Regions from separate parts of the Mus musculus genome. Here all the other regions are linked to region 2. The links are chromatin loops, found by intact Hi-C in ENCODE. Cell type or tissue: heart. All regions are shown on one strand. Each heading gives the region's core, and the rest is flanking DNA. Links, peaks and the distances in the headings are about the cores only.

Region 1 (7,818 bases), core at 1,835-6,834, 460 kb after region 2:
GTATGTGTGTGTGTGTGTGTGTGTAAATATTTTCCAGGCTCTAGAAGGATCATTTAATTAACTTGGTCATCTGTTTGAAGTTTTTTCTCCTGTTTCGGCAATGACTGTAGTTTTTTTTTTTTTTTTTTTTTATCCAAATAGAAGTAAATCATATGGGCATGATTTATTGAATTATTTTTTAATTTATGGATGGAATGCCACATTTGTGTATATAAGGTTCTATATATTTGCATTCCCTTTAAGTCTTGAGTGATTTCTGGAGTACCCTATATAACAAATGTGTACATTCATTATCCAGGTTCAGATGGATAATTATCCAACACTGCAGATAATGTTAAAACCATTTAAAATGTGGTTCGCCCGTGCTCCCTGTCACTGTCTCCTCACATCTCATTGTGACTTTAGAGCAGTCTTGACTACTCTCTTATAGTTTTTTTTCCCCAAATGAATTAGTGTTGTTTTCAAGCTTCAGATAGATAATAGGGACTCTGGAACTGGGCTCAGATTTTGCTCTGACATCTCAGGGTTTCTCTGTGTAGTCCTGTCTGTCCTGGAACTCCACCTGCCTCTGCCTCCCAAGTGCTGGGATTAAAGGCATGCGCCACCACTGCCCAGCACCCTGGCATCTTCATATGATGGATTACAACACGCCAGAATCTCCTTGACATCATGAGCTATTCCCCTGCTCAAGCTTCTGGTTTTTCGTGTTCTTTAATCAGAGTCCCACACTCTCCTTCCTAAGTGCTGCTTATAGCTTTCCATTTTTATTCCTAGAAAAAAACAGTGCTTTGCTGCTACTTAAAATATAATAGTTTCATTACATTTTATTGGTATTTTTAAGGGGCATACTTTAACTTATAGTTACATGCTTCTGCAAAGAGTGGCTCTAAGGGCTGGGGTGTGGGGATATAGCTCAGTGGTAGAGCATTTGCCTGGCATGTGTGTGAACACTAGGTATCCATCTACAACACCACCAAAGAAAGAGAGGGGGGGGGAGGGAGAGAGGGAGAGAGGGAGAGAGGGAGAGAGAGAGACAGAGAGAGAGAGAGAGAGAGACAGAGAGAGAGAGAGACAGAGAGAGAGAGAGAGAAGGAAAGAAAGAAAGAAAGAAAGAAAGAAAGAAAGAAAGAAAGAAAGAAAGAAAGAAAGAAAGAAAGAAAGAAAGAAAGAAAGAAAGACTGTATTCAAGTTTGTTTGGGAGCTTGGTATTCAGTAAAAATCTTTTATTCAGTTGTGGGAGGACTAAAGAGGTATTTACCTACAGTATCTTCCTGGTTTCCCTCAAACTTTCCCATGAGCGTATAGAGTGAACATCTCCAATGTACCCAGAGTCACAACTCAAAGTCAACATAGCGTGCCATTAGATGGACTCAAGACACAAGCATTTATTTTCAGACACAGGTAGGAAGATGTAGGTATGTAGGACACTGCATCACAGGCTGTCTAAATCAGTACTTATCAGTCAATTTAGAGATAAAATATACATTGTCACATTAGTGAGTGCTATAAAACTGTACTAATGCAACACTATTTTAAGATCATGATAGCACAGCTGGGAGACAGCTCAATATCTGAAGTGCTTGGCACACAGAAGGACATGAGTTCAATCCCCTGAACCCATGTGGCACGATGGCCCACGCTCTGGGCACCAGCACTGTGGAAGCAGAGCAGGCAGATCCCTGGAGCTCACTGGTCAGCCAGCCTTATCAAATCGGCAGGCTCCCAGCCAATGAGAGACCTGACTGTAAGAGCAGGGTAGAAATGAGAGAGATGGTGCAGAAGGCATAAAGTACCTGCCGTATAAACACTTGGAACCCCAGCATGTACGTAGGGAGCCAGGCACAGGTGTCTGCAACCCTGTCACAGCTGAGGGAGGGGGAGGGAGGGAGGGGTGCAGTGTCAGGCCACAGCCCGGTGAGCTCTGGGTTCAGGGACAAATGTTTCTCAAAAGATAAAGTTAATAGTGGAAAACACCAGCCTCAACCTCTGGCTTTCACATGTGTACTTGCATGTACACGCATATACCTACACACTGTTATGCATGTGCCCATACATATGTGCATATGCACACACAACACACATACATGTGCAAGAGAGAAAGAGAGAAATACCAGAAATAAATCTTGTCCTAAAAGTTGATGCCCATTTTCTGACAAATATGACTTCTAGTGACAGCAAGTCAGGCTTCTCGAATAGGACAAAGATGCATGCTTATACTTCTAATTTGATGACGTTTTTAACACAGAGAAAAGATTCCTGAATAGCAAGCTGTGGCTACACATACACTTCTCATTCACTCTGTGCAGCCCTCCCCCTCCTCCCTCCCACTCTGTGATGTACTACACTGAATGAGTCTTGCAGCCTCGGAGTAAGGGATTCATAACTTTTGATTCTAGAAATCAATGAAATAAACACGTCGAGGCCTTGGATGCTTCTCTTTACCTCTGTGGACCTGTGTCTCCTCATCTCCAAGATGAAGGCATTCTAACTCCCAAGTGCCACTAAGGTCCCTGCATGTTGTCACTGATAATGGCAATGTAAATGCTGCATACCCATAACTGACTCAGGGCAAGCCTTGAGAACCCAGTAGAGAAGGATGAAGAGGGGATGGGATGGGGTGGGTGGGATGGGGTGGGATGGGATGGGATGGGATGGGATGGGATAGGGTGGGGTGGGATGGGGTGGGATGGGATGGGATGGGGTGGGGTGGGGTGGGATGGGGTGGGGGGGATGGGATGGGATGGGATGGGATGGGGTAGGGTGGGGTGGGATGGGATGGGGTGGGGTGGGATGGGATGGGGTAGGGTGGGGTGGGATGGGATGGGGTGGGGTGGGGTGGGATGGGGTAGGGTGGGGTGAGATGGGATGGGACGGGATGGGGTAGGGTGGGGTGGGATGGGATGGGGTGGGGTGGGGTGGGATGGGGTAGGGTGGGGTGGGATGGGATGGGATGGAGTGGGGTGGGATGGGGTGGGATGGGATGGGATGGGGTGGGGTGGGGTGGGATGGGGTGGGGGGGATGGGATGGGATGGGATGGGATGGCCCTCAGAATGGTGAGAAGCCATTTTTTAGAGCAGACTTCTTCATGAACTGTGAGACAGCCAGGGAAACAGATCAGCGCCTGCGAGTCACAAAATACCAGCACACTACGCAGCAAACCCCACTAACATCCTCTAATTGGGTAGAAAGTTGTAGAAAAGTCTAAAGTAGAGAAACATTTTCACAAAATTCTGCTTCCCCCCGAACTCACACGGTCACGAGGATGACAGGATCCCACGCAAGGAAGGAACACCTTAGGGATGTTGTAAGGGTTTTCACAGTAACTCTTAGAAGTTAGGAACCAGAACTTTTCACCGTTTTGCAGGGGGATTGAAATACAAAGTGATTTTTACAAACGTTTGGAGCTATCTCTCGGCGAGGAAAACACACCGTTTCCCTGTTTGTTCTTTCAATTTGCTCCACAGACCTTTCCCCCACACTGGTCCCAATAAATCAGTGCACTTCACCAGCACATTTAACGTTGGCCAGACTTTCAATTAGTGACTTTCTCCCAGGCAAGGCCAGCTATGGTCACACAGTTCTTTTCTTAAACTTCTTGCTATTCTCTGGCTCCCAGGAAGTGTGCACCTGTCAGCCAGCCCAGCCCCCACCCTCTCTCATTTTCTTAAAAGCCGGAACTCGGTTTCATTTTTCACTCTTGATTTTAAAGCGGTTGGAAAGCATGAAAGAGAAGGGGCCAGCAAGGGAGGTAAATAAATCTAATCACCGCGAAAAGGCGATGAAAGACCCGTGCCTACGTTTCCTCAATTTGTTCTTGAAATGATCCTTGCCACACTCATTGACTGAGGACCAGCTCTGGGTTCTCCAAAGAGAGGGTTCACGGAGCTGGGAACAAAAGAGCCAGTTCTTTTCAAACACCCATTGGAGTCATTAGTTCCCACCTTTTCCTCTTCACATTTCCAGGCACGGTTAATAAGTAGCTAAATTGACTTCTTTGAATCCTGTGCCTGCTCCTTTCTCTCGCCCACCCTCCTAGACGCATGTGGTTGCGCAGTTCATTCTTTAAGAGGAATGACACCAAGAAAGAAAGTCCTTGAAAAATGGCCACCAGCCACTTAAGAACTACAGACATTTCTAGTAAACTGAACAGCTAAACAGTGGCTGAAAGGGAGAAACGTAAAATCAAACTGGGCAGTGTGGCAGATCTTTCAAGTGCCAGGCTATGTCCCTGGCTCTTATTGTCCCTACGGTGGTCCCTACAGGACACTCCAGGCCTCCTGTAAGAACATACAACTGCCAATGCTCTTCTGACGGTTTTCTCTGGGGTGGTGATGGGAAGGCCTGAGGCGCTGCTGGCCAGGAGCAGCAGTTGGCCTCTAGACAGTGTGGACTGGAGGGCAAACAGACAGTCGTTCGGTCTTCAGTCTCACAGAGGGCAGCTGCTCTGCAAGCCTGTTCTGCTCTGTGTCCCAGAGACATGCCTTGCAAATGTGTCACTGACCACCTTAGCTTTGGGTAACACACAGCCATGGGAGAAAGAGAAATGTCTCCCCCTGGAGGACACACAGGCATGCTCGCTGCCCGTTGTATTAGACTTAGTCTCCCCCACACTCAGCATTCCACCCCATCAACTGCCTGGACCAAGCCGCGAGACCCACTGGAAGCCTTGAGGAAAGGGAGACTCAAGCCACGGATTCTTCAAGTTTCTTGCTGTTCTGTAGCTATATGATCTTTGTCCCTGTTGTCCTGGTTTCATTTCCTCCACCAGCAACCTTGACACCAGGGAAGGCCTGTCGCCTGTCAGAGGGAGGGGCAGAGGTCTTGCTCACTTCACAGGTCTCCTGCTGAGCGCATACCAGAGAAGTTCGGGAACTGAATTTCTGTTTGGTTCAAATTAGAATAGTCACATCCTAATAAGATTTACCTTAAAACTTTACTTCACTCTATGAATCACATAAGAACACGATTAAAACAGAATGCTTTAAGAAATGGTGCTCCAAGGACTTGGGGCTACAGAACTAGAACCTGAACCCACCCCCCAAATACTCAGTAATGGCACATACACCAGGGGCCATCGTGATAATACACTGACTGTCTACAATAGTAAAGTTGCTTACAAACACAGAATGTGACAAATCCTTTCTCCTAAAGGATTCTCTCTCTCTCTCTCTCTCTCTCTCTCTCTCTCTCTCTCTCTCTCTCTCTCTCTCTCTCTCTCTCTCTCTCTCTCTCCTCCCTCCCTCCCTCTCCCTTCTCCCCTTTCTTCCCTCCTCTGTGTTTGGATAGATACATAGATAGATGTATGATAGATAGATAGATTTATAGATGCATAGATAGACAGACAGACAGACAGATAGGTGATATGCAGACAGGTGATAGACAAACCGACTACATATGGTAATAATTGCAGCTTTTGCTTATCTCTTATGAAACATTTGTTTACTTTATGTCCTTGCTTGTTTGTTGTAGCACAAAAGAGTCCATCTCTCTAAGTGTATTCATTGCTGTTACAAATGGAGGGAAAATATAATTAACAGGAAAAAAATAAAAACTGTTATCACATGATGTCTTTTTCAGTTGAAAGGGACATACAAGGAGATAGCTGGCCATGGGACTGGCATCTCAGTTGAAGTCCAAAGGGTTTTCCTACCTCTTCATGGTAGACAAGTGGCCGTGACGACCCCACAGCCATACAGAAGTGAAGACACCGTTTCTGCAGGCTGCATGGACCTGGTTCGCTAAATTCCACTGAGATTCCCCCAGTCACCTGTCATTTCTAAAGATGCAGATGAGAAAAAAATTGTGTGGTGCTGCCTGCAGAATCACACCCCTCCCCCCTCCCCCATCCCATCCCCCCCCCGCACCCCCCCCCCACACACACTTAAAGGAAGAAAGCGGAGAGGCAGAGTCTGGAGGCTAACTTCCCCTGCTTCCGATGCTTCTCAGATTAATCTGAGAATGACACCACTAGGCTGAGGTAAGAAATGCAGGCAGTGGTGGCCACTCAACTCAGTACTTAAGGAGAATCTTCACATTATGTTACAAAGTAACATATTTACACCAGGGGTGGAGCTAATGTCCAAAACAAGCGTCCCCACCTATGATCATTCTGCTTGCTTGTTTGTTTGCTTGTTTGTTCTTTCATTTAAGACGTTTCAGTGACACAGACAAACATAATGAGCCATCTCTACTAAAAATAGAATGTTTCTTGCCTGGCCTGACTTGATGCTGATTTGTGGCGACTGGTTTTGAGGAGAGCAAACATCTTCGATACACAATCACTTATTGAGGGCCTGCGACACCCAAGGCCTGCTGCTGGATGTGCCAACTCAGAGGGACGTGACTCAAGCTGGTGTCTTGAGAGACTTTATTATGATACAGACATTTTTCCAAGATAAAAAATAAAATAAAATAAATACACAACTTTGTGTTTTTCCACAGCCTCTGAAGATTGATTTTTTTCCCCCAAATTCTCTGTAAAATGGAAATTCGGGGAGAAATTAAGATGTGGTTTTATTCACCATTGTTAACTGTGGTTTCTTACCATGGCAGGAGCCTTGGGAGTTTCCTCATTTGGGCCAGAAACAGCAGAGAGGTTCCAATCTCTGTGCTTTTTAAAATATGGTCTTTTCCATCTGTTTCTTAAAATTCTCTCAGCAAAGCAAGGTGATGGTCAGGGAACTGCTGTTTGATTGGACCTAACAGTGCTTAAGGCCAAGGCCAAATAGACCCCGAGGTTAGCTAAAAGGCAGGAATATAGGTTCCTCTGGCCCTAGCCTCAATCCCAAAGATGGAAATTAAAATAAAAACCAAGCCTCAGCTGACAATACCCCTGCCCATCTACTGGAGAATTGGGAGCTAAACTGTGAAAGGCCACATGAAGTTACAGGTCTAATCCACACATTTTCCATGTTCATACAAAGCAACCCAGAGAAAACCCTTCTTTCTATTTACATGGTGAGTGTAGCCCATAGACTAGACAAAGACATTAGAAAACTATTACTGGTTCATCTATATGTAGATTAGTTATTAATGCAAAAACCACAAGTAAAATATCATTGATGACTAGGCACTCAATACATGCTGTCTATGTATAAACTCCTCAGGATAGATAACAGAGTAATATTAGGAAATAACATTCACAGATTATTATATAAGAAAAAATGTATAGGAAACCTGAAATAGAACATTGAGGGGAGAGGGCTACAAGGGTAAAACTTGACAGCTGGAAGCATGACAGGAAAACCAAATTCATGAAAATGTGCAGGGTACAGAACCCTATAATAGGGAATCAATAGTGCCACCTTAAAGGGAGAATCCCAAGTCTGAGACATGACAAAAGACACCGGCTCCCACTGCAGCACCTACGTACCTAACCGACGCAACAAGGCAGGAAAAGGAATAACTGACAAACCACTAGAAAGCAAGAAATAGTTTACAGAGAGAATTCCAGAAGCTCAGGACTTGCCAGAGTGAAGAAATGGGGGAGACCAGGGAGGATTGATGTGTGCATTGCACATCTGCACATGCCAGGTTCATGGGCAACAGAAGGGCTGATACAAAGTTGCAAGGGAAAGACACACTGTTCTAAGTACGACTACCCTACTCAATGAATAAGTTTGCTCTTTGCCAGTGACAATGACAAACAAATTCTAGTTGTATTCTAAAATCAAAATTTTAACATTTATCGAAGGAAAACAGGGACTTGTTCCCTCATAGCTTTAAATCCTTTCTAAATCAAAGCAGGAGAAAGGCACAGCAGGGGAAAGAAAGACATTTGCTTGCTTGTTTGTTATTAAGTGCCCTCAAATGTGAAC
Region 2 (7,818 bases), core at 1,452-6,451:
CACACATATACCACATACACATAGACACATACCACATCCCACACATACACACACACACACCACACATATACATACCACTCCATGCACACACATACACACACACACACATACACACATACCACACACACACATACATACCACACACACACACACATATATACCACACACACATACATACACACACCACATATATACATACACACACACACACACACACACACCTTCCTCCAGTTTTCACGTTTCAGCATAGATGAACCATCACAACCTCAATAGCCTTTGTTGTGACAAAGTCGCCAGCAAGCCCTCGAATTCCCCTACTCATTTGGCTGTATGAATAAATAATGATTCACAGATACTGGCTGGGTGTGCACATAATTTGTATCCAGAAAACAAATGATTTCTTCCCCATCCCATCCCACTCCATTTTAGCTCTGCCAGAGCATCATACCACAAGCTACACGTCCTGATACACGGCCACGTCTTTGTGAGCTCTTTATGCCACTGTTTTTCTTTACTTAAGCTCAGTCCTCATCCTGAAAGACCCACCAAGCCCACATGGGCACTATGGCTGAACTCCAGCATTGTAAGTTCCATAAGGCCGCTGTAAAAAATGCAGGAAGGTTCAGGGACCTACGTGGTGCCAACCCATAAGTCTGTAATCTAGTAATTTCTGCTGTGACAGTGCGTGGACTTAGGAAATGGCTTCATAGTTCTTTCTGAGAGAGACTGTGTACCACAACTTGCTGGCTTTCTGTCTTGAGCAATGCCGGCTGCCTCTTTCAATTGAGGCTGAAAGAAAAACCACAGCACAACACAGCATCTTCTGATGGCTTTTCCCAGAACGAGTCTGCCCAAATCCTGCCCTCTGTGGACTTGCCACTTTGGCCCTGAAATCTCCGCACTGATCCAAGGTATACCTGTGAGCTGCCTCTCGGAGACCACTCTGCTGGCACCGGCTCTTCCGGCCAGCTAAGTACTGAGCCTGCTAAACCCAGGGGCAAGCCAAACTCAGAACCAGGGCCAGACAGCTTGCTGCCATCAGAGTAAGTGCAAGCGAATCATTCAGAGCAAGGCACAGCCAGATAAAACCCAAAGAGTGTCCTCCGCGCCAGCCTTCTAATCTCTGGGACTTTAACTGAGAGCGGCTCAGAGCACTTGACACAACTTTCACCCAGCGACCAAATATTTCAACAGCCTAAGCATTTATTAAAACATCCCCGCAGCACGGCGTCTGACAAATAATAATCTCGTGGTCTCAGAGTCAACAGCCTCTGTTTGAATTCCTCCCCCCACAAGCAGGCAGGGACTTCAGGCAGGCACCGGAGGGTCCACGGGCTGCCATCTTAGTCTGCGCAAAGCTGAGCAAAATCAGATATAAAAAAGACCAGCGTACTCACCTCTCATGAAGCACTGTGGATATGAAGGAAATGACTCAAAAATGCTGTCTGAAGCCATCGTTTCCTTTCGAAAACGCACCTCTCCTGAAGGCGGGGGATTCTATAATTTCTTTCACCTTCAGAGCAAAAACCAAGAAATGTCACTTACTCTGACCTCACCTCCCACCATGGCTCCCCACGTCTCTTTCTACCCCCAACCCTAACACTTCTGGTACTCCATGGGTCCTATGGGGTGGGGGTGGGGGAAAGAATTATTGCAGAAACAAATATTCAAATTGTTAAAGATTAAAAAAAGGAAAAAAAAAAGACGAAAGCACCGCCTATGCTGTGGGTTGAACTGCTCACCGCTCTGCGAAAGCCTGTGGTTTGCATTCAGTGTGATTCGTCCTGCCTGCTGACCACTGTGCTGGGCTTACACTTCTGACACTGCCAGGCTACCCAACTTGTGGTTCTGTGGTTGTTTATGAGGTCCAAAGAAGTTTTCACACAACCCAAATTACAAATTTAACTGTTCCCCTTTCCACAGCCCACCGCCATTGGCTCTTGCCAATCACGTGACTTAAGTGATGTCAATTTTTTTTTTTTAAACTTTCTGAGCTATGCCCTTCCTGCCCTCCACCTGCCCTCCCCCAGGCTGTGTAAGGAAACAGTTGAGCAGAGCTTAGCAGAGAGGGGCTGTAAGAGAAAAAAAAGCACAACAAACAAGCAAACAGAAATCCCCTGCCTCAGTCTTTTCTTGCTCTCTCTGTCCTGTGCGGATTTGGTGGCTTTCAGATCCTGTTGTTATTTGTGGTTTGAGGAACAACTGATTATTTAGATAAAGATTGCCTTGCTGTTTATTCAACAGCAATTCAACGTTGGCACCAACTTGCTGCTGAGCCCGGATGCGGCTCTCATCACTTAAATGCTGGGCACCAGCTCGGGAGAGCTGGGTTCTTGGTGAAAGCAAGTGAGACAGAAAAGTTAGAAAAGAAGACCAAGAGCCCTTTTCCGTGAGTGGCTGATCCTGGGAGGGCTAGGCTGGCAACCTACTGACATCTCAAAGCTTGGGAACAGTATGACACGTTTTAATTGTGGGATGAAAAGACCACTTTGATCAAAACCCAAATGATGTTGTCCTTGGCTTTCCCCTTGGCGGATAGGCTTAGCATGGACATCTCTTGGTAAGTAGAGGAAACAGTGGCGTTCTCTTCACACTGGCACCAGTTCCCACGCTCGCTTGCATTAGGAAGTTTTGTGGAGAGCAAAGGAGGAGAATTTCCTCACTCAGCAGAGCTGTGGCCTGTGGGCAGCTATCTGTTCATTGTTTGTACCAATAAAGCCTACTGGTAGCCTTTCCGAGCTCCACTCAAAGAAATGGGCCAAGTCACCCTGCTAGGGATAATTACTCTTTGAATCCATGAAGAGTAACTTGTGACTACCCAAGATCCTGCCTCCTCCTGGCCAGCCCCCGGAGGGGGATATTACACAGCCCTTCAGCCTCCAGAAGTCACATGGTCAGGGGACAGACAATAAAGACAAGATGATTCTGTGGGTGTGAGCTCTTCTGTTCACCTCCACCTATTGACCTCTTCGTTCTATCTGTTTTACTTGCTGAGAAGTGAAGCCTTAGTCTTCCTGGGATCCCCAGGCAGGGCCTGGCCTTCCTTTCCTTACTTGGGTCTTCCTTTTCCTCTGTTCAGTTTCCCTCCATTTCGAGGTGATGCCCGATGAGAGGCTGGGCCTTGAGCAGCGTAGCTCCAAGTGCCAGCCCTGGGTCCCAAATTCCAGGCATGCAAGGTACTTCTCTAAGTCTGAGCCCCAGAGGGAACTCTCATTTGGTTTTCATGGAGATAATTTTGCACACACAGTAGAGACCCAGGGTATTAATGATACAGGTCTTTCCAAAGGACCAGACTCCATTTTTACTTAATCCTATTTTAACCTAGGCAGGAATTAGAAACCTAGGCATTTCTTTCTCCCAGCCTCTCTGAGCAGTTAGCAGCCAATACCCACACTTGGCTCACACTTGAAAAACAGTGGCTGCCCGTCTTTTATGAAGCTTATTAATATCTAAACACAACGTGCGCTTCACGTTGCCTCTCAATTCAAATCCCTTGTTAATATAATCCCCATTATTCAAATCCCTTGTTAATATAATCCCCATTATTCAAGTCTCTGTGCTGTTGCTTTTAAACAAATTCCACCCCTGCCCCCATCCCCTAGTAGGATCTCCAGCCAGGTTGTGTTATCTTCTACCCCTGCTCTGCCTTGGAGAGATCCCAGGATCCAAGCCTGTAGCTGCAGCTGGCTTCTTGAAGGTGACTCACTTCCCAAAATCGAGACACTTAAGTGTCCACTCCGATTAATCCTGTAGTCATTTCACTTCAGAAATTCCCAGATGCTTTTAGCCTTAAGCGTCCTCATGCCCACAAGGATGGTTTAGATGCCCAGAATTTCTCTGCCTTTGGGGGTCTCCATAGGGCAAGGCGGGCAGATGAAAGCTTTCAGGATAGCCTTCTGGTCCACTTCTGGCCTGCAGGTCCCACTGCAGGCTGTCACCTCTGGGTCCTGGCTGCAGCGAGGCAGCAGGGGGCAGACTACAAAGGCGGGAGTCCCTGGTGAGTCCTGTGATGATAGTCATGGAAGTCCAAGCAAGACTGCAGGGCTCACCAAGGAAGCAGCAGTTAAAGCCGCTCTCTAAGGCCATAATGGCTAGGAGAGATTCAGTGGCTGCCAGCAAACTGCCTTTTACACTTCCTTGAGAGCCCAAGACAAAAAGACACGTCTGTCACTTCTGAACTGCCTAAAGAAGTGCTTAATCCCATTTTAGGCAGAGCTGTTGAAGATTCTTTAAGTTCTCCAGGCAGCGGTGGACCCACCCTGCCAGCCTCATTCCTGCTGTTGACTCAGACCCCAGGCTGCCGGCCTGGGAACCGTCCTGGAGCTGCTGCAGGGAACTGTGGCTCTGCCAAATAATGCCACAGCAATCTTCATCCTCTGATTGGCAAAGTTACTGAGATGCCACTCTCAAGGGCGGGGTGGAGAAACGCTCAGGTGTCTTTGTTAATGGCCCTATAAAAATACCAGGGAAGGTTGAAAGATGCAGGGTTGCATAACCCTGTAATTAATGTCGAGAGTGCTGTGTGCAACTCCATCCAATTAAAACACTCTCTCTGGTCAGGGTTTTTCATTGTATGGTTATTCTGTGCTCCTTCTGAAGTCTACGCATAGATACACAGATTCTCTGGACAGAAAGCAGGGGTATGGATGAATACCCTCAAATTAGTCAGTAGCAAAAATCCCCAGATGGTAACACTAATGCAAAATAATTTCTATAGAGTGTAGATTCTGTATGTGTGTGGGTACATGCATGTCTGTGTTCAAGTAAGTGCCCAGTGTGTGGAAGCCAAAGGTCTTTCTCAAGTGCTAGCCTCTTTGTTTTTCCGTTTAAAGACAGGGTCCTTCAGTGGCCTGGGGCTTGCTAATTAGGCTATACTGGCCAGTGAGTCGAGAGATCCTCCTGTTCCTGCCTACCCAGTGCTGGGATTACAAGTGCAGATTCCTCAATGTGGATTCTAGGGGTCAAACTCCCCTGCGAGGCCATCTTTGCCCCCTGAGCTCTCTCCAGACCTATCATGATGCTTTTGATCTGTTATATCTTTGCTCTGAGACAGAGGCAGGAGCTGTAAACTGTGTTATGCTAGCAACAAGCGCGGGGATTTATAACTGATGTACAGATAGCATAGCTTTGTGGACTGAACAGAACCTGCTCCGGGCAGTTCTGACAGCTAAATTGACTGGAGAACCTGAGACTTTTACTAGTTACCAGCTTTCCTCTCTGGACACTTAGAGTCGGGGGCACGTGTACATGTGCATGTTTGTGTGCGTGCATGTGCACGTGTGTGCGTGGTGTGTGTGTACATGTGTGTAGTTGTATATGTGTGAGTGTGTGCGTAGTATATGCATGTATGTGTGGTGTGTGTGTGTGTTGTGGTGTACACATGTGGTATGTTTATGTGTGTGCATGTGTATTTTGTATGTACAAATGTGTTTGTGGTGTAGGGGGTGTTTGTGCATGCATGTGGGGAGGTGTGAGGGATGTGGTATATACATGTATATGCATGTGTGTGTATGTGTCCATGTATGTGTGTTGTATATGGTATGTGCATGTGTGTTTTATGATAGATGCATGTATGTGTGACGTGCACGTGTGCATGTGCTCGTGTTCACACACACATGCACACACACGTGTGTGTATGGGTGCATGTGTGTGTACAGTCCTGAAGTTTTCCTCATTTGGGTAAAAGTGTAAATTTTGGTCCCTAGAAGACCAGGAGGGCCAGGATGGCCAGGAGGGGTTTTAATACTTATTTCCATGACCTTCCTAGATAACATTATAGTGTACCCAGGAAAGCAGGAAATAGAAAGTAAAGAAAAAAGGAAGAAAGGAAGGAAGGAGGAAGGGAGGAAAGGAGGAAAGGAAGAAAGGAGGGAGGAAGGAAGAGAAGCATCGAAACCAAGTTAAAAGAACACTGTCTAAAGATTTGACAGCCATCTAGTGACAGGTTTATAGTGAAGACTTCGAGTCATTTTGCTGTAATCCAGAGACCCCGAAGCAGCAGCTATGACCGGTGTGAACTTGCCAGGGATCGAAGCCTTGGCTCTATCCTCAGTCTCCCAAGTCAGAATCAGTCGCAGTCCCTGGCCCCCAACTCCTGTGAACACTGACGCTGGAAGAGACTCCCGAGAGAAAGAGAGGACGGAGCCTCACTCGGACACTCCAGCATTGGGAAGTAAAAGGAAGGAGGAAGGCCACCGTTTCACCCTGGAACCTGCTCCCCCATCCATAGTGACCGAGGCAGTTAGATTCCCATCCTGCTGCCCTGGCAGACGTCCCACACAGCAGCCCCCTCCCCCCCCCCAAGCTCTGGTTTACATCTCACGGTGGCACTGTCAAAGGCGGTCTGAACCCCTCACGTTGTGCTCGACAGCTTGACATTCTGTGCAGAAGGTTCTTGCTCGCTCGGGTGCTGTCTCGCTGGTGACCACCTGGCTCAACAGTGGCCTCCTTCCTGCAGGGGCATCAGGACTCTCGGTTTCACTGACTTTGCAGTTTTGAATGTGTGTGGAGTGCTGCGATCAGTGCCAGGCAGTCACCGAGAATCCTAACAGCAGCCAGCCCTGCAGGTGGCCATGGCAGCGCCCCCCTCCCTATCGGCTGGCCCACCCCCAGGTCCTTCCCACGCTCTGCAGTCACAGCTACCCTGATGCCTTTCTCTGACCTTTGATCAGAGGAAGGGCTCGTCTTTTGTCCACATCTCCAACGACTTACTCACGCTTCCTGCTACAGTCGATGCATTTCCACAGGTACCCGGGAGGCTGGTCACTGTCCACTGGAGCATCCGATCACTTCAGGCCTGCCTCAGGCCAGAGAACTTGTTTGGGGTAGCTCTCCTTACAGAGTGTTGGCCTTGCTGCTCTTTGCCGCTTGCTACCAGGAGGGCAAACCTAGGCAAGCCAAACCCACTTTGGTAGAAATGTACAGTGTTCACGGTTTGGTCAAACAATGGAGAGAGTCAGTAGTGCTCAGCTTCCCAGCCTAGCATAGAGGCTAATCCTATCATGCAAAGAACTCCAAGGGAAACCCAAATTTCTGTGAGAGAAGCCAGAGTTCACTGGGTCAGAAGGCTCCACGTCTGATCTGGGGTTCAGTGAGTACTTGGTTCTGCGGACTTGGGACTTTTACTGTGAGTGTTGCCACTTTTCCCCCTTCATTGTCAGTCAAATGCACAGCCTTCCACAAAACAAGGCACAACGCCACCTTTATGACTGGGGTGCCATGAGGATCAGTAACTGTTTGGACTATGCAAAATGATTTTTGAATGAACTAAGAGAGAATTGTGGTTGGCATTTTAATATGGAAACATCCAACATGTGAATTTTAATATGGACACTTGCCAAGTATCATACAGGCATGGCGCCAGGTACATAGAGGTGCCAGGGACATAGAGGTTGGAGTTGAAAACAGCCTTTGTAGTTGATGTTAGAGAAATCATAAGTGTCACTTTGTGTGGTGTGTGTGTATTTCTGTGTATGTGTGTATGTGTCTGTGTGTGTGTCTCTCTCTCTGTGTATGTGTGTCTGTGTGTGTGGTTGCCTTCCACACTGTTTGAAGCAGACTCCCTTTGTTGTTTGATGTTGTGTTTTATGTCCGACCTCCCACGTCACTCTATGAGCACTGGGATATAGATTCACTCTGCTTCACCTGGCTTTAATGGGTTCTGAAGATTCGAACTCGGATCCTGACATTTGCCCAGCCAGCATTTGACCCACTGAGCCATTTGCCTGACTCCAGTTTTGTCTTGATAGAGTCTCACTACATATCTAAGGTAAGGTTGACTTTAAAACCACAATCCCCCTGCCTCTGACTACTTGCTGA
Region 3 (7,818 bases), core at 1,835-6,834, 310 kb after region 2:
GGAACAAGTGGCTTAGAGAGAACCACAGGGGTGTGCAAAGGGCCCATCACCTGAGAACAGGCTGGTAAGAATGGTGATTCTGGGAAGCACAGAGATGTGACCATCGGCCTGGCTCTCTGTAGGATGTTCAGATTGTCTCCAGGTAGAAAGTGAAAAGTGGGAACAGAATTCTGGAGACCGTGTGTCTCAGGCTGGGGAGATGGTTCTGTAGGTAAGGTACTTGCCATGTCAACATGCAGACTGGAGTTCACATGTACCGCATGCATACATGCCAGGTGGGTATATCTGTGATCCCAGCACTCAGGAGACAGAGAGGGACTCTCAGGGGCAAGCTGGATAGCTAGAGTGGCCAAATTGTCAAGCTCTGGGTTTAGGGCGAGACACTGCTGTGGTGAATAATGTGGCAAGCAACCAAAGAAAACATCCAGACTTAACACACACACACACACACACACACACACACACACACACACACACACACACACACTGTGTACACACATGTGTCCAGACACATGGAAACATGCAAACACATATACATACAACACACAGAGAAAACAATAAAGCCCATGTCCTGTGGCAGAAGGCAGGAAGGAAGCTAGGACCACCTTTTTGTCCCTGTTCAGTATCCTCTACACCAGACTGGGTCCCATCACATTATTGTGCAGATACTAAAGAGGCCAACCATGGAAACCTCTTCAGTGAGAAATGTGACTAAAGACAAGGGGGACTTTGGAGCTCTCTGAGAAAAGTCCTCTGGAACACTTGAGGATGTCACAGCTGTACCTGATAGCACTCTATTTTGGCATGTGCCACCCAGACGGAAGGAATGTGAGGATGGTTGGCAGAGCAGAGACAGTAGAGAGAGCAACAAACCTCTATGCCATGGGGATTTCTTTCTTTCTTTCTTTCTTTCTTTCTTTCTTTCTTTCTTTCTTTCTTTCTTTCTTTCTTTCTTTCTCTCTCTCTCTCTCTCTCTCTCTCTCTCTCTCTCTCTCTCTTTCTTTCTTTCTTTCTTTCTTAAGAATCGAAGCCATCAGAGGAAACATGAGCAGGTTCTAAGATGCTTACACTCATTTTTCAGGGCAGCATGGTTTTCCATTGTGTGGCAGGTAAAAGCCATCGGGCATCTGGGGTGTCCTTGATTTTTCCTTTTGCCTCAGGTTGGTTACTGCTCCAGACTCTGAACTTCCAATCATTATGGATGCTGCTGCACTTATTGATAGTCATTTAATTTTTTTTATTATTGGCATCCATTAATATTTATGTTGCTTTGTGTGTGGGGAGCTGTTTTGTTTTATTTGTTTGATTGATTTTGTTTTGTTTTAGTTTGGGGTTTGGTAGTCCTTAGGTGATGTCCATAAAGCAACCACCACCTCCACCAAAACAATGGAAAACAAAGCTACTTTAAAAAAAAGTTTTATCTTCCTTAAGGAAAAGCAATTTGAACCCATGCTCTGCAACACAGTGCTATACAACACTCCAGCTGTGGCTCTCCGATGGGACATCCGTACTGCGCATGACTTTCTCATGCTTGCTCTCTCCCCCCAACCCCACAAGTGGGAAGACAGGCTTGTCAGAAGACATGAACAAATTGTGAGAAAACAGCAAACTTTCCGCTATCACACAAGCTAGTCTTTAAATACCTGATATTAAAAGATGTGCAAAACAGCACCATGTTTTAGGTTAACCTATCATGTTGTAGACTGGTTTCCACGGGGCGTACGCAGTGCTTCTAAGTCCAATCATCTTTCTTATCTTTAGTCTCTTTTTGTTTTGCTCTGAGAACAAATTGCTAAAGCATGCCAAGAGGAAACCACCCCATTAGAATCCCCTCACATAGAATCCTCGACAATACTTGCTGCCCTCCTGAGACTTTGGAGAATAAAGCTATACAAAAATGCACAGTCATGATCCAGGCTATGGTAGCACCTCCCAGCCCACTAACTGCTTATTGACTGATTGTTTGGTTGATTGATTGATTGTGTGTGTGTGTGTGTGTGTATTACATGTGTATGCCTGTGGGTACCTATGAATACAGTGGCCAAGTGGCAATCAGCGGAGAACTTGAGAGACTCAGACTCAGTCTTTCTCTTTACCTTGTAGGTCCTGGGGATTGAATTTGTGGGAGCAGACATGACAGCAAGAGCCTTTACTTCCGAGTCCTCTCACCAGGCCCTTGTCTCAATTCAAGTGAAAGCCACGTGTGAATTGGAGGGCCCAGTGCATGCGTCAGGGCAGGCAGAATCCCAGAGGCGCCTGTTTTGAGACATGAGATTATTCCAGACCTGCTTGTTTTAGTATGCTTAGTATGCCTCTGTCTCAGATGAAGGGGGGCATTAGCAACATGCAAGATTGAGAAGGAGAAGAGAGGATTCTAACCGAACATCAGCTTAGACTTTAATGCTAATTTTAGTCTTTTAAAAAGACATACTTTGCCGGGCGTGGTGGTGCACGCCTTTAATCCCAGCACTCGGGAGGCAGAGGCAGGCGGATTTCTGAGTTCGAGGCCAGCCTGGCCTACAGAGTGCGTTCCAGGACAGCCAGGGCTATACAGAGAAACCCTGTCTAAAAAAAAACCACACTTCTCAGGTACTAAGTCCCTCCTCAGTATGTGCGTGGACTGTCCCCAGGAGATTAACTATGGGGACTGACCTCCAGCTCCATCCTCTACTGTGATTCTGACCTTAGGTTACAAAGAACACTGGTGGGGAGCACTCACAAGGGGCATTCATGAGGAGTACTCATGAAGAGCACTCATGAGGAGAACTATCAAGGAGTACTCCCTCTTGGTTCCCCCACTGTGATTCTGCCCTTAGGCCACAAGGAGCACTCACAAGGAGCACTCTCTCTTGGGGGTTCTCCACTGTGATTCTGACCTTAGGTCACAAAGAGCACTGGTGGGGAGTACTCACAAGGGGCATTCATGAGGAGTACTCATGAAGAGCACTCATGAGGAGAACTATCAAGTAGTACACCCTCTTGGTTCCCCCACTGTGATTCTGCCCTTAGGCCACAAGGAGCACTCACAAGGAGCACTCTCTCTTGGGGGTTCTCTACTGTGATTCTGACCTTAGGTCACAAGGAGCACTGGTGGGGAGTACTCACAAGGGGCATTCATGAGGAGTACTCATGAAGAGCACTCATGAGGAGAACTATCAAGGAGTACTCCCTCTTGGTTCCTCCACTGTGATTCTGCCCTTAGGCCACAAGGAGCACTCACAAGGAGCACTCTCTCTTGGGGGTTCTCCACTGTGATTCTGACCTTAGGTCACAAAGAGCACTGGTGGGGAGTACTCACAAGGGGCATTCATGAGGAGTACTCATGAAGAGCACTCATGAGGAGAACTATCAAGGAGTACTCCCTCTTGGTTCCTCCACTGTGATTCTGTCCTTAGGCCACGAGGAACACTCACGAGGAGGACTCCCTCTTGGATGCCATGCTAGCATTGCTCTCACTTTTATCTATACATATCATTAAAAAATGAAATGTACTATAAAATTAGAACACCTATCTAGATATAGGAAGGTACAATTTAAGGCAATAAAGGTGAGTCTGTAGAAACTTTGGCTAATTGTCCTCAAACCTGCTATTTTAGTTGACTGGAAATATTCTCTACAACATTGAGTGTCAGCCTATCTGAATGGCTACAACATGTGAAGAGTTTAAAAACAAACTGTGTACCAGCCCAGACCCTGCTGTGGAACCCTGTTGTGATTTCTCCACAGGAATTTTACTCTGAAGTCTAGAAAAGATCACTCTGCCACCTATTGGCTTCAGTGTGAAATGTATCTGGTCACACCTGGCAGACAGGCATTCCCAGGACCTTGGACTTGAACAAGACTATCACATCAGCAAGAGTCAGAGGACCCATCTGGTCCCACACAGTGTTTGGTGGAGACAGAGCAGTCCCCGTGGTAACAGACAGCCTCACTCTGACACCTCAGCTTTGGCCACCATTCTGAGAAGGAGTACACCACTTCCTTCATCCATGCCAGAAGGGTCTGACTGTCCATCCACAGGAGGCCATTGTTGCTGAGCGAAACTAGCTGGCTCTCCAGGACATAGCTGGAACCCCACACTGGAGCAATCTCTGATTCTCTGGGCACATCACAAATGGATGGCACCCCATTCTATAAATGTGAAAGAATTCCCCTTGACCCTGACTCTTGCCCTGAAATCCTTCAAATTCACACGAAGGAGACTCACATGGTTTGGGTGGACAAGTCCGGGGCTGAATGGTGGATGACACCTGGTTTTCTTTTTCTGGCTCGAAAAGCTGGAGTAGCCACTGTGTTTTAAAAGCCTTCCTCAGGACATTGTGCAGCCTGCTTTTATCAGCACAATGACTAACAGGTGGGCCTTAAGCTCATCACATCTTATTAGGCCTGTCTCCCTAGCCCCCTGACACACAGGGCTAGCTCGATTTATTACTTCAGCAGCCCCTTAAACAGGTCAGTCTGACCCCAACTACACATCCCACGTGAAGGTCATAACTGCATGCTTAGTGGCTTCCAATATGGCCTCACCACAATCTGAAATCTGATTGTAACCTTCTCTTGTGCGCAGTTCTCTAGTGATTACACTAGCATCAAGACATCTTAGCTCTCAATCCCAGCACTGCACTTCCCTTGTTCTAACCTCTGCCTCCCCGTCCCCCTGCCCCTAGTATAACACACAGAGGGAAGAAGGGAGAGACAGGGAGAGGGGTGGAGTCTATAGCATAGGAAGCCGAAAGTGGCTCACCTGGATATTACCATAGAAGTCGGAGATTTCAAAGGCTCTTCTAAAGTCTGAGGACAGTTAATGAAGTGGGAGAAAATTAAGTGCAGGACACCAAATCCTTGGCAGTGATACTGAAATCGGGGTGCGGAGCACTGGGATCTAATTTCACATGTTTCAGGAACTTGTAAAGTTATGTTGGTCCTTTCAGTAGCTTATATCCAAAACATAATCTTCAGGCTCTAATGTCACCGCCATCGTGCCATCAAACTAACCCCTATGCAAGCACAAACTGGGTTGATAATATCCATCTATTAAGGAAAATGCACACAAGATCAAAGTATAGCCAAGTGCATTATGGAGAATTATTTATGTCTTCTAGAAGATTATCCTTGGGTGCAGTTTCTCATGATAAGAACCTGGCCTGACTTTGTTCTACAGAGTCAGAAAGCCTCCTGTATTAGATGCCGCTCTATTGCCTCCTTAAGTGGAGTTGAAAGAACAAAGCGTTTTCCAGAAGGAACGGGGCCCTATCTGTCCTCAGAGCTGCCCAGAGATCAAACAGGTCTTTTTAGCAGTTTTATTAGACATCTTCAGAGGCCTTCAAAAAATACTCGGTTTTATAAGTGGTGAGAGCTAGTGGGTGGGAACTCCTGCGTGTAAACAAGTGGAGTTGTCAATCATGACTGTTGAAAAGAAACTATTCCTTAACAGGGAGGGCTGTATGGATACACTTCTGGGTTCTCCTGTTTTGTATAATGATGCTTTTATATTAGTTTAAGAGGTGAGCTTTCCAACCACTGAAGTGTTCTTACGGTAAACAGATCGTGGTGGTGTACCATTCTGCATTGCTAGGCAGGAAAATATACAGAGAAAATTCTGTCCCTGGGCTTATTTACTGGAGTGGAACTGTGTGGTGCCAGGACTCTCCAGGCCAAGGTGTCAGTGGGATTTGTTCAAGGTTGCCAGGAAGAATCTGCCCTGGGCCTCTCTTAGCCCAGTGCTCCTTATAGTTTAAAAGCATCATTTTAAACTCTGTCCCCACCTTGACTGGAGAGGGGCGGGGAGGGAGGGAGAAGAAAAGGGAGAGGGGAGAGGGGAAGAGGAGGGGAGGGAGGTCTCAATTTTCCAATTAAGGGCAGATTCTGAGGGGCAGGAAATGACTACTCGAGGTGTGATTTAGTGGTAGAAAATTTGCCTGGCACGCATAAGGATCCCGTTCAATATCTAGCAAAGGAGGAAAGAAAATTGAGACATCAGTTACAGCTGGTCCTTCCTTTTGACTTCTCCTCCCCCCCCCCCCCCCCGCTTGGTTCTTGGGCCACCTGGGACCTCTGAGAAGCAGCTATAGAAGTCTTCAGTGTGAAAGGCCTTTGGGAAAACAAGGTCTCCTGGGTCATCTCTAGTACATCTGACTCAACTGACATCCTCAAGAAGGGCTTGCCACCAGAGTCTCACACACAACTTGCCCAGCAGTGTGAATGCTGCTTTTCAACGAGCCTCAGATTCTCCTGCCTTCCTGGAAGACTCAAGTGAAATCAATTCTCATGTTTTTACCTAATGAGACGATCGTAGCAAAGTCATCATTTTAGCAAGCTGGAATTCTGGGAGTGGTGGTGATGGGGTAACATAGGCTGAGGTCCTACATGGGGAAGAAACCTAGAACAACAGATTCTTATTTCCTTTTCTTTTAATATAAAAATAAGAACCCCAAAGTAATATGGCACAGGGAAAAAGAATGTTCTGGGTGCACAGAGAAAAAAGCAAAACACTACATATCCAAACTCTAATGATATTTTATTATTTTCCCCTAATTATTATTGTTTACTGATTATAAATGAGAGTCTTATTGTCAGGAAGCCCCTTTGTTGGGACTGGAGAGACCACCCAGTGGTTATGTGATTACTGCTCCTCGGGAAGATATAAATTTGGTTCCAAAGCCACACGTAAGTCCATTTCCATAAGTATGGGATGGCCCCTACCCCCACCTCTGTGAGCACCTACCTTTGTGTGTACGGACCCACCCATAGACACGTATACACAATCAAAACTAAAATACACTTTAGTCAAAGACAGGCCCTTTGTCACACTAGCCCACCGACTAATGGGTTCCACAACGTAATTACCAGTGTCCAGACATTTTAAAGACCTAAGGGTTGGGAACAACAACAACCCCATCCTCCTAAATGATGATTTTTCTTGAGGCTCTCTACACGGATGGAGATGCGACTCCCTGTCATAGCAAACGACCTCTCTGAGCACTCGCGTCGCACTAATTGATCTTTTAATTGGTTCAGTCAACACTAGAGTCTTTGCACTCAACAGGGACTAATTGCTACAAGCAACTGCAGCCGCTCAGTGCTGGCTCAGTGTTGAGAAGACAGACCGTCAACTGCCTAGAAGGGGTAGCATCGACCCGGTGTTAGCTACGCTGACAGGATGCTGCACTCCCTGCAAAGAGCGTTTATCTAGCGATGTACAAAGCCGGTTAGTCAGAATGGGCAGTCACTAGGGTTCCTAGCTTACATGTGTTTTTTTTTCCTAATGAGATATGATAAGCCACTGACTAGTTTCTTTATTCCCTCAGCATCTCTTGTACCACAAAACCTTAATCCATTCCCTTATTACTAGGTGTGCCAGTTCATCCTCTGGTTAGGATCTAGAGCCATCCAGGAGGCCATCCTCTGAATAGCACTTGCTGTCCTGTTCACCACGTTTTATTGTATTGCATTTTATCTTATTTGAACTACGAAGTTTTCCAGTTGCCCTCAATCAAGATAAAATGTTTCCACCCTAAGCACCCCATTTGAGAGAATTTTTTCTCCCTTTAATACTGAGTTTGGGAACTCATCTGGGTTAGCTCGACTTCTAAAGTATGTCCAAGAATCTTTTAGAGAAGCATTTGTCTGAGTTTTAATTGCGTGTCTGCGTGTGTGTACGGCTGAGTGCTAATATCCATGGAGGGCTGAGGAGCTGGACGTACAGGCAGGTGTGAGCTGCCCAGTGTGGGTTCTGGGAGCTGAACTGGAGTTCTCTTTGAGAGCAGAAGGCATGCTAAAGCATCGCCCAACCTCCACAGTGATCAGCTTAAAACTCAT

What was found. A loop is a pair of places that touch in the nucleus more often than their neighbours do. Peaks named below come from ENCODE experiments on the same cell type or tissue, not always from the same donor. Only the 100,000 strongest peaks of a DNase experiment are listed, where the experiment ranks them.
Region 1: it touches region 2 in a loop (4-fold over the local background); 7 of 42 quality-filtered maps call a loop at or near these places.
Region 3: it touches region 2 in a loop (2.0-fold over the local background); 6 of 42 quality-filtered maps call a loop at or near these places.

What each region holds. Positions count from the first base shown.
Region 1 is chr16:93,288,665-93,296,482 of GRCm38, forward strand. No RefSeq gene overlaps it. Among named protein-coding and RNA genes, the nearest start is that of Gm30588, 30 kb to the left of the region's middle. In heart, for the core only: a CTCF peak has its summit at 4,563 (motif pointing left); a DNase peak (open chromatin) is centred at 4,577; H3K27me3 peaks cover 2,946 bases.
Region 2 is chr16:92,824,192-92,832,009 of GRCm38, forward strand. It overlaps Runx1 (runt related transcription factor 1), which reads right to left and starts at 1,883. Exons shown (of 8, transcript NM_001111021.2): 1 at 1,743-1,883; 2 at 1,398-1,513. The coding sequence starts at 1,455. In heart, for the core only: a CTCF peak has its summit at 3,966 (motif pointing right); DNase peaks (open chromatin) are centred at 1,890 and 2,670; H3K27me3 peaks cover 4,535 bases.
Region 3 is chr16:93,133,671-93,141,488 of GRCm38, forward strand. No RefSeq gene overlaps it. Among named protein-coding and RNA genes, the nearest start is that of Gm30474, 5.5 kb to the left of the region's middle. In heart, for the core only: a CTCF peak has its summit at 3,770 (motif pointing left); no DNase peak of the experiment used is centred there; H3K27me3 peaks cover 3,115 bases.